Linked DNA regions of Homo sapiens: region 2 is linked to region 1. A link is an interaction called in ENCODE POLR2A ChIA-PET data of the cell type or tissue named here. Cell type or tissue: endothelial cell of umbilical vein. All regions are shown on one strand. Links, peaks and the distances in the headings refer to the core of each region. The heading gives the core; the rest is flanking DNA.

Region 1 (4,396 bases), core at 138-4,137:
TGAGCAATCCAGTTTCTCCACATCCTTATCAGCATTTGATGTTTTTGCTATTTTTCTGTTTTAACCATTCTGAGAGGTGTGTAGTGATACCTCACTGGGGTTTTAAATTTACATTACATTTCCCTAATGGCTAATGATGTTGAACATCTTTGCATGTTCTTACTGGCCATCTATTTGTCCTCTTCATTCAAGTTTTTCTTCATGTTTCATGTCTTTTTTGTTCATGTCCTAATTGGATTGTTTGCTTATTTTACGTTTTTTTTTTAATTCATTTTAAATATTGTTAAAATACACTTAAAATTTACCATCTTAGCCATTTTTAAATATATGGTTCAGTGGTATTAAATACTTTTTCATCTTCCCAAATTGGAACTGTATACATTAAACAATAGTTCCTCATTTCCTCCAGTCCCTGGCAATTACCATTGCCAGGGACTGGAGGAAATCTGTTTCTATGAATTTTCTATCTGTTTCTATGAATTTTACTATTCCGAGCACCTCATGTAAGTGGAATCGTGCAGTATTTGTCTTTTGACTGGCTTATTTCACTTAGCATAATGTCCTCAAGGTTTGTTCATGTTGTAGCATGTGTCAAAATTTCCTTCCTTTTTAAGACTGAATAATATTCCCCTGTAGGTGTATAACACATTTTGCTTATCCATTTCATCTATTGATGGACACTTGGATTGTTTTCATGTTATAGTTATTGTGAATAATGTTGCTATGGGCCAGGTGTGGTGGTTCACGCCTGTAATTCTGACCCTTTGGGAGGCTGAGGTGGGAGGATTGCTTGAGCCCAGGAGTTTGAGACCAGCGTGGGAAACATGGAGAGACCTTGTCTCTATAAAAAAAAAAATAAAAAATTAGCTGGGTGTGGGATGGTGTGTGCCTGTAGTCCCAACTACTCAGGAGACTGAGGCAGGAGGATCACTTGAGCCCAGGAGTTGGAAGCTGCAGTGAGCTATGATAGCACCACTGCACTCCAGCCTGGGTGACACAGCAAGACCCTGTCTTTAAAATAATAATAATAATAATAATAATAATAATAATACTGCTTTGAACATGAAGGTACAACTATCTCTTTGAGACCCTGTTTTCAATCCTTTTGGGTATATACCAAGAAGCAGAATTGCTTGATCATGTGGTATTATATTTTTAATTTTTTGAGGAACTACCATACTATTTTCCACAGTGACTATACCATTTTACATTCTCAAAAACAGTCCACAAGGGTTTTAATTTCACCAAATTCTCTCCAACACTTTTTTAATAGTAGCCATCCTAATGGGTGTGAGGTGGTATTTCATTGCAGTTTTCATTTGCATTTCCCTAATCATAAGGAATGTTAAGCATCTTTTCATGTGCTTATTAGCCATTTGTATACCTTCTTTGGTGAAATGTCTATTCAAGTCCTTTGCCTTTTTTTTTTTAATTGGGTTGTTAATTTTTTTGTTGCTGAGTTTTAGTTCTCTATATATTCTGGATGCTAATCCCTTATAAGATATATGATTTGTAAATATTTTCTCCCATTCTTTGGGTTGCCTTTTTACTCTGCTGATAATGTCTTGTCATGCACTTTTTTTTTTTTAATTTTCAAGAAGTCCAATTTGTCTATTTTTGCTTTGTTGCCTATGCCTTTGGTGTCATATCCTAGAAATCATTATTGTATCCAATGTTATATAAAGCATTTGCCCTGTGTTTTCTTCTGAGAGTTTTACAGATTTAGGTCATGCACTTAGATCTTTGATCCATTTTGAGTTTTTGAGTATGGTGTTAGGCAAGAATCCAATTTCATTCTTTTGCATGTGGATATCCAATTTTCCAAATACCGTTTGTTAAAATGACTGTCCTTTTTCCATCGAATAGTCTTGGCATCCTTTTCAAAATATTTGACCATGTACTCTGGTTCATTTTGGGGCCCTCTGTTCTATTTTATTGTTCTATATGTCTGTCTTTATATTGGCATTACACTGTTTTGATTACTCTATCTTTGCAATAAATTTTGAAATCAGGAAATGTGAGTCCTCCAGCTTTGTTTTTCTTTTCTTTTTTTCTTTTTTTTTTTTTAAGACCGGGTCTTGCTCTGTTGCCCAGGCTGGAGTGCAGTGGTATGATAATGGCTCACTGTAGCCTCAAACTCCTGGGCTCCAGTGATCCCACCCTAGCCTCCTTAGAACAAGCACACACCACCATACTCAGCTAATTATTTTTCTTTTTTAGAGATGAGGTTTCAGCTGACACACGCTGGCTCATGCCTGTAATCCTGTTTCCTTGGGAGGCTGAGACCAGAGGACTGCTTGAGTCCAGGAGTTTGAGATCAGCCTGGGCAACATAGTGAGACCCTGTCTCTCGCTTTTTTTGAGACAGAGCCTTGCTCTGTCACGCAGTCTGCAGTGCAGTGGGGCAATCTTGGCTCACTGCAACCTCTGCCTTCTGGGTTCAAGCAATTCTCTTGCCTCAGCCACCCAAGTAGGTGGGATTACAGGCATGAGCCATTGCGCCGAGCCAAGAGATCCCACCCCATCTTTAAAAAGAAAAAAAAGAGACAAATTCTTGCTATGTTGACCAGGCTGGTTTTGAACTCCTGGCCGTAAGTGGTACTCCCTGTCTTTCCTCTGCCACCTTGGCCTCCCAAAGAGGGATTATAGGTGTGAGCCACTGCACCTGGCCAAAAAATTTTATTAATTACATTTTTAAATAGTCATATAAGGGGCTGGGCGTGGTGGCTCATGCCTGTAATCTCAGCACTTTGGGAGTCTGAGGCGGGAGGATCACTTGAGTCCAAGAGTTCGAGACCAGCCTGGGCAACACAGTGAGACCCTGTCTCTACAAATAATAAAAAAGCCAGGCATGGTGGTATGCACCTGTAGTCCCAGCTACTTGGGAGGCTGAGGCAGGAGAATTGCTAGAGCCCAGGAAGTTGAGGCTGCATTGAGCACAGCACTTGGCTTGAGTAACAGAGACCCTGTCTTAACAAACAAAAAAAAGACATATACATTATATATTTGTTGTATACGACATGATGTTTTTAAATACGCATACATATTATGGATGGCTAAGTCAGGTTAATTAACAAGCATACTAATCATTTTATAGTGAGAACACTTAAAAATCTACTTGGCAGTGTTTTTTAAGAGTACAATACATTGTTAACTATAGTCATTGTTGCATGATAGATCTCTTGCTATTTTTCAAGAAAGAAACATTGTTTTGGCCATTTGCTGTCTTTTGAGACTTCGTATGTATTTTAGGATGGGATTTTTCTGTTTCTGCAGCAAGCTTCATTGGGATTTTAATAGGGATTATCTTTAATCTGTAGGTTGCTTTCGGTAGTACTGACATTGTAACAATGTTAAATCTTCCAGTCCATGAACATGGATGTGTTTCCATTTATTTAGGTCTTTAATTTCTTTTAGCAGTGTTTTGTAGTTTTCTTTGTACAAGATTTTTACATCCTTGGTTAATCCCGAAGTATGTATTCTTTTTGATGTTATTGTAAGGGGAATTTTTTTCTAATTTTCTTTTCAGATTGTTCATTGTTGGTGTATAGAAATGCAACTGATTTTTCAGCGTTGACTTTGTGTCCTGCCACTTTGCTGAATTTATTTTTTACTTCTAACCTGTTTTTAGAAAAAAAGAATCTAGAATTTTCTGCATAAAAGATTATATCATCTGTGAACAGACTTCTTCCTAATTTGGATGCTTTTTTTTTTTCTTGCCCAGTTGTTCTGACTAGAACCTTTAGTACTATCTTGAATAGGGAAGTGGTGAAAGTGGGCGTCCTTCGCTATCTCCTAATGTTAGAGGAAAAGCTTTCAGTTTTTCACTATTGAATATGATGTCCACTGTGGGATTTTTATATATGACTTTTATTATATTTAGTTAGATCTCTCTATTCTTAGTTTCTTGACCCTTATGAAAGGGTGATACTACTTCTGTGTCAATTAAGATGACCATGTGGTTTTTTTCCCCCCTTATTAATATGGTATATTACATTGATCAATTTTCATATATTGATGCCTTGAACCATCCTTGCATTCTAGGAATAAATAAATCCCACTTGGATTATGGTGTATAATCTTTTTAATATATTGCTGAATTTGCTTTGCTAGTATTTTGTTAAGAATTTTTGCATCAGTGTTCATAAAGGATATTGGTCTATATTTTTCTTTAGAGCCTTTGTCTGACTTTGATACCAGGGTAATTTTGGCTTCATAGAATTAGTTAGGAAGTGTAGGTAATCTTGCTTCCTTTTCAGTTTTTGGAAAAAGTTTGAGAAGGATTATGATTAGTTTTTCCTTAAATGTTTGGTGCGTTTTTCACCAGAGAAGCCATCAGGGCAGGGCTTTCCTTTGTCCAGAGATTTTTTTTTTTTTTTTTTAAAGACAGAGTCTAG
Region 2 (4,396 bases), core at 217-4,216, 430 kb after region 1:
AGTCTCACTCTGTAACTCAGGTTGGTTGGGGTGCAGTGGCATGATCTCAACTCACTGCAACCTCCACCTCCCGGGTTCAAGTGATCCTCATGCCTCAGTCTCCCGAGTAGCTGGGACTACAGGCACGTGCCACCATGCTCGGCTAAGTTTTGTATTTTTAGCAGAGACGGGGTTTCACCATGTTGGCCAGGCTGGTCTCAAACTCCTGACCTCAAGTGATCTGCCCGCCTCAACCTCCCAAAGTGCTGGGATCACAGGCGTGAGCCACCGCGCCTGGCCTTAAAATCGCACCTTCTCAATGGGCCCATCTTGGCCACCTTGTTGATGCAGAAACTGCACCCCCACCCACTCCCCATTACCGTCACCCGGCTCTGCTTCTTTTTTCCATAGAACTCATCACCTTCCAACACAGACTATTTATTTCTTTCGTATGTTTTTTTTTGGGGGGCGGGCATTGTTGTTGTTGTTTGTTTTTTTGAGACAGAGTCTCGCTGTATCGCCAGGCTGGAGTGCAATGGCACAATCTCGGCTCACTGCAACTTCCGCCTCCCAAGTTCAAGCGATTCTGTTGCCTCAGCCTCCTGAGTAGCCGGGATTACAGGCCCCCTCCACCACATCCGGCTAATTTTTGTATTTTTAGTAGAGACAGGGTTTCACCATGTTGGCCAGAATGGTCTCAATCTCTTGACCTCGTTATCTGCCTGCATCAGTCTCCCAAAGTGCTGGGATTACAGGCATGAGCCACCACACCTGGCCGGTGTGTTTTTTTTGTTTTGTTTTGTTTTTTGTCTGTTTTTTTTTTTTTTTTTTTAATATCATCTGTTTCTTCCCCCTTAGAATGAAAGCTCACTGAGGGCAGAGATACTGATATAGGCTTATCACCCAGAATAGTAGCTGAGATATCATAAGCACACCATGAATACTTGTTGAATTAAGTCTCAAAGGGGCCCTGACTCAAAGAAGGGAGTAGGTCAAGAACTCAGAGAAATAGATTACATAAAAGGTTACTAGCCAAGCCATTAGGCATGACTTGGGGCCTGCAGGAGGGGCACCACTACCTCGAGGTATAATATAATTTTTGGACCAGTGAATGCAAGGGTGTCATTACACTGTGCTTGGTGTGGCTGTTCAGAAGCCGTCCTGCCCTGCACAGCTGCTCTACTTGAGGACTTACTAAGGTTTTCCTTGACCTTCTAAAATAATTCTGCCTTATCCTCCCACAGAAGTCTCAGCTTGGGCAAGTAGTGACCACCCACCCCTATGATAATACCTTAGTTAGCAGAACTTTTCATCCAAAAATACGGAAATGCCAACATATGGAAACACTCAGATACCACAATGTTTCATAAGTACTAAGGGACGAATTTTTATAACTTCCTATAAGAGGCTTCCTAACACTCAAAAGTTGAGTGACCCCATCCACACCCACCTCCTGTCTGCCTTGCAAAGAATGTCTCTTAGACAAATCCTGAAAACTCATACCAAAAATATTATATCTTGCTAGCTTTCCCCCCAAATAACTCACAGGTAATTTTTTATTCTTTGCCTATACAAAATGGGCAAAGTATTTAGACAGATATTACCCCAAGAGAAAAAAACAGAAAATAACAAATATGTGAGAAAATCCACAATTTTACCCATAAAATGCAAATTCAAACAACAGTCAGATATTATCACAATCTATCAAACCAACAAGAATTTCTTGTCGTTGTAATACCAAAACTGGTAAAGCTGTGGTTAGGGTGCACATTCTGCAATGTGGGTGGAAATGTGAAGTGGTAAACCCTTGTGGAAAGCTACAAGGCTAGATCCTGAGATGCTTTGATATCTTCATCATCTTTGACCTTTCTTCTAGAGTCCCTGCTAGGACCTTATCCTACCAAAAAATCTGAAATGCAGGGGGAAAAAGCCTTTGAACCCAGCCATAAAGATTTTACGCAGGACTCACATGGCAGGAAGAGGGAGAGGGAGAGGTTACTTAGGTAAGCTAGCAACAGATTCTCTCAAAGTTTTTCTTTGGTTTAATGTTTTTTTGGTTTTTTGTTTTTGAGATGGAGTTTATTTATTTATTTATCTATTTATGAGACAGAGTCTTGCTCTGTTGCCCAGGCTGGAGTGCAGTGGCGCGATCTAGGCTCACTGCAACCTCTACCTCCAGGGTTCAAGCGATTCTCCTGCCTCAGCCTCTCAAGTAGCTGGGATTACAGGCATGCGCCACCACGCCCAGCTAATTTTTGTATTTTTAGTAGAGACGGGGTTTCACCCTGTTGGTCAGGCTGGTCTCAAACTCCTGACCTAACGTGATCCACCCGTCTCGGCCTCCCAAAGTGCTGGGTTTACAAGTGTGAGCCACGGCTCCCGGCCTGGTTTAACTTTTTATCACAAGGATAACTCTTGTCACATACACTCTGTGGCCCAACAAACAGAATACTGGCATTTAGTTTCATAATTGGAATTGCTGATTTGTCGTGTTTTGACAGTTGAATCATGTTTCTAAAACTCATATTTTCATGTTCCAAAAATTTCCCCTGTGCCTGGGGATGCAGGGCCATCATTTACTCCTTGCTGGATTCTTTAGCTGTTAACATAAAGCCATGGTAACAGCTATCTTATTTCCCAAATTCAAAAACTCAACATTCAAAACAATCATTTTCAAAATTCTCTGAATTCTCTTGTTACTTTTTCTCCTTGAACTTCACTCACTAAAAATCAGGACAAAGTACAGTGTTTTTTTCTACCTCAACTAGAATAAAACCCACATTTACGAATATTTTTCAGGTAAGATATTCACTCGTTAAAAAAAAAAAAAAAAAAACTGGCCGGGTGCAGTGGCTCACACGCTCACGCCTATAATCCCAGCACTTTGAGAGGCCGAGGTAGGCAGATTACCTGAGGTCAGGAGTTCGAGACCAGCCTGACCAACATGGTGAAACCCCATCTCTACTAAAAATACAAAAAAAAAATTAGCCGGGAGTGGTGGTGTGTGCCTGTAATCCTAGCTACTCGGGAGGCTGAGGCATGAGAATTGCCTGAACCCAGGAGATGGGGGTTGCAGTGAGCCGAGATCGCACCACTGCATTCCAGCCTAGGCAACAGAGCGAGACTCTGTCTCATAAATAGATAAATAAATAAAAATGAAAAATAAAAAAATAATAACTTCTACCTGTAAAACAAGGGCTCACCCCAAATGGGATTTAGGTTTTTCCTTTTTAATTTTTAGCGGGAAAGCTGCTTAGAAGGTTGCTAATAGCTTTCCGTTTCTGGAGGTGGCCTCTTTGGAGCTGACTTTATTTACTCTGGGAAAGTTAACAGAAACGGGCTTTCTAGTTACCCAAAGGTAAAGCAAATTCCCACCCATCAACCTTGGAGAAGCTGTGAAATCACATCCCATGGGGAGGCAAGATTGTTGGGAGGATTGGAGAAGATTCCATCCTAGGCCTGGATGCAGGAGACCTGCCCTCCCAGCTGTGGCATGAGAGGCCACCGCCAGGGGTGGCAGAGAGGGTGGGCGGATCCCTCACACTGCAGTGTCATCCACCAGGACCCGAGAAGGGCTCTGCAAGGCCGCCCTCCTCCTGCTAGGGGCCCTTCTCCCGCTCCCACCTAGGACTCGGGGAGCAGCTCTCGGGCCTCTTCCCAGGACACACAGGAGTTCCCGTCCTCAGATCTTGGTAAAGGCAGCAGGAGAGGGTGGAAATGTCCTGCTTTTGCGTCTTTGCCATAAAATGATGTCTAAGGGGTCTTCCTGCTCTAAAATTCTAAATTTCCATTTCAGTCAAGGCTTTCTGCTTATGGGGAAGAGAAACTAGCTCCAAGCAGAGACAGAGTAACCTAACCCTAAGGAGAGCTCAGCCAGGCAGAGTGGCTCACGCTGTAATCCCAGCATTTTGAGAGGCTGAGGCGGGTGAATCACTTGAGGTCAGGAGTTTGAGACCAGCCTGGCCAACATGGTGAAACCCTGTCTCTACTAAAAATATAAAAATTAGCCAGGTGTGGTGGCACATGCCTGTAATCCCAGCTACTCGGGAGGCCGAGGCAGGAGAATCACTTGACCCTGGAAGGCGGAGGTTGTGGTGAGCCAAGATCGTGCCATTGCATTCCAGCCTGGGCGACAGAGCAAGACTCTGCCTCAAAAAAAAAAAAAAAAAAAAAAAAAAAGGAGCACTGATGAAGAGTCTAGCTAGCCAGGCCTCAGCCACATGGAGCTGGGAACAAGGTTGTCAGGCAGAGGGTGGCTCTTCTCTGGGCCCTGGTCCTCTCTGGACGTTTCCTTCTGCTCACCTGTTTCTTTCTCTGCCCAGCGTCCTCTGCCTATTCCTGGTTCTCCTTGGCTTTGTCTTGCCATGGTGCTGACTCAGCCCTTGACTGCTCCAGACCCAGAGGCCCGGCTCCTCAC

What was found. Peaks named below come from ENCODE experiments on the same cell type or tissue, not always from the same donor. Only the 100,000 strongest peaks of a DNase experiment are listed, where the experiment ranks them.
Region 2: POLR2A ChIA-PET joins it to region 1 with 8 read pairs; 3 of 35 experiments call an interaction of 5 or more read pairs at or near these places.

What each region holds. Positions count from the first base shown.
Region 1 is chr2:232,798,536-232,802,931 of GRCh38, forward strand. All of the region lies in intron 14 of GIGYF2 (GRB10 interacting GYF protein 2), which reads left to right. Among named protein-coding and RNA genes, the nearest start is that of KCNJ13, 24 kb to the left of the region's middle. In endothelial cell of umbilical vein, for the core only: no CTCF peak of the experiment used is centred there; a DNase peak (open chromatin) is centred at 1,796.
Region 2 is chr2:233,232,671-233,237,066 of GRCh38, forward strand. No RefSeq gene overlaps it. Among named protein-coding and RNA genes, the nearest start is that of ATG16L1, 17 kb to the right of the region's middle. In endothelial cell of umbilical vein, for the core only: no CTCF peak of the experiment used is centred there; no DNase peak of the experiment used is centred there.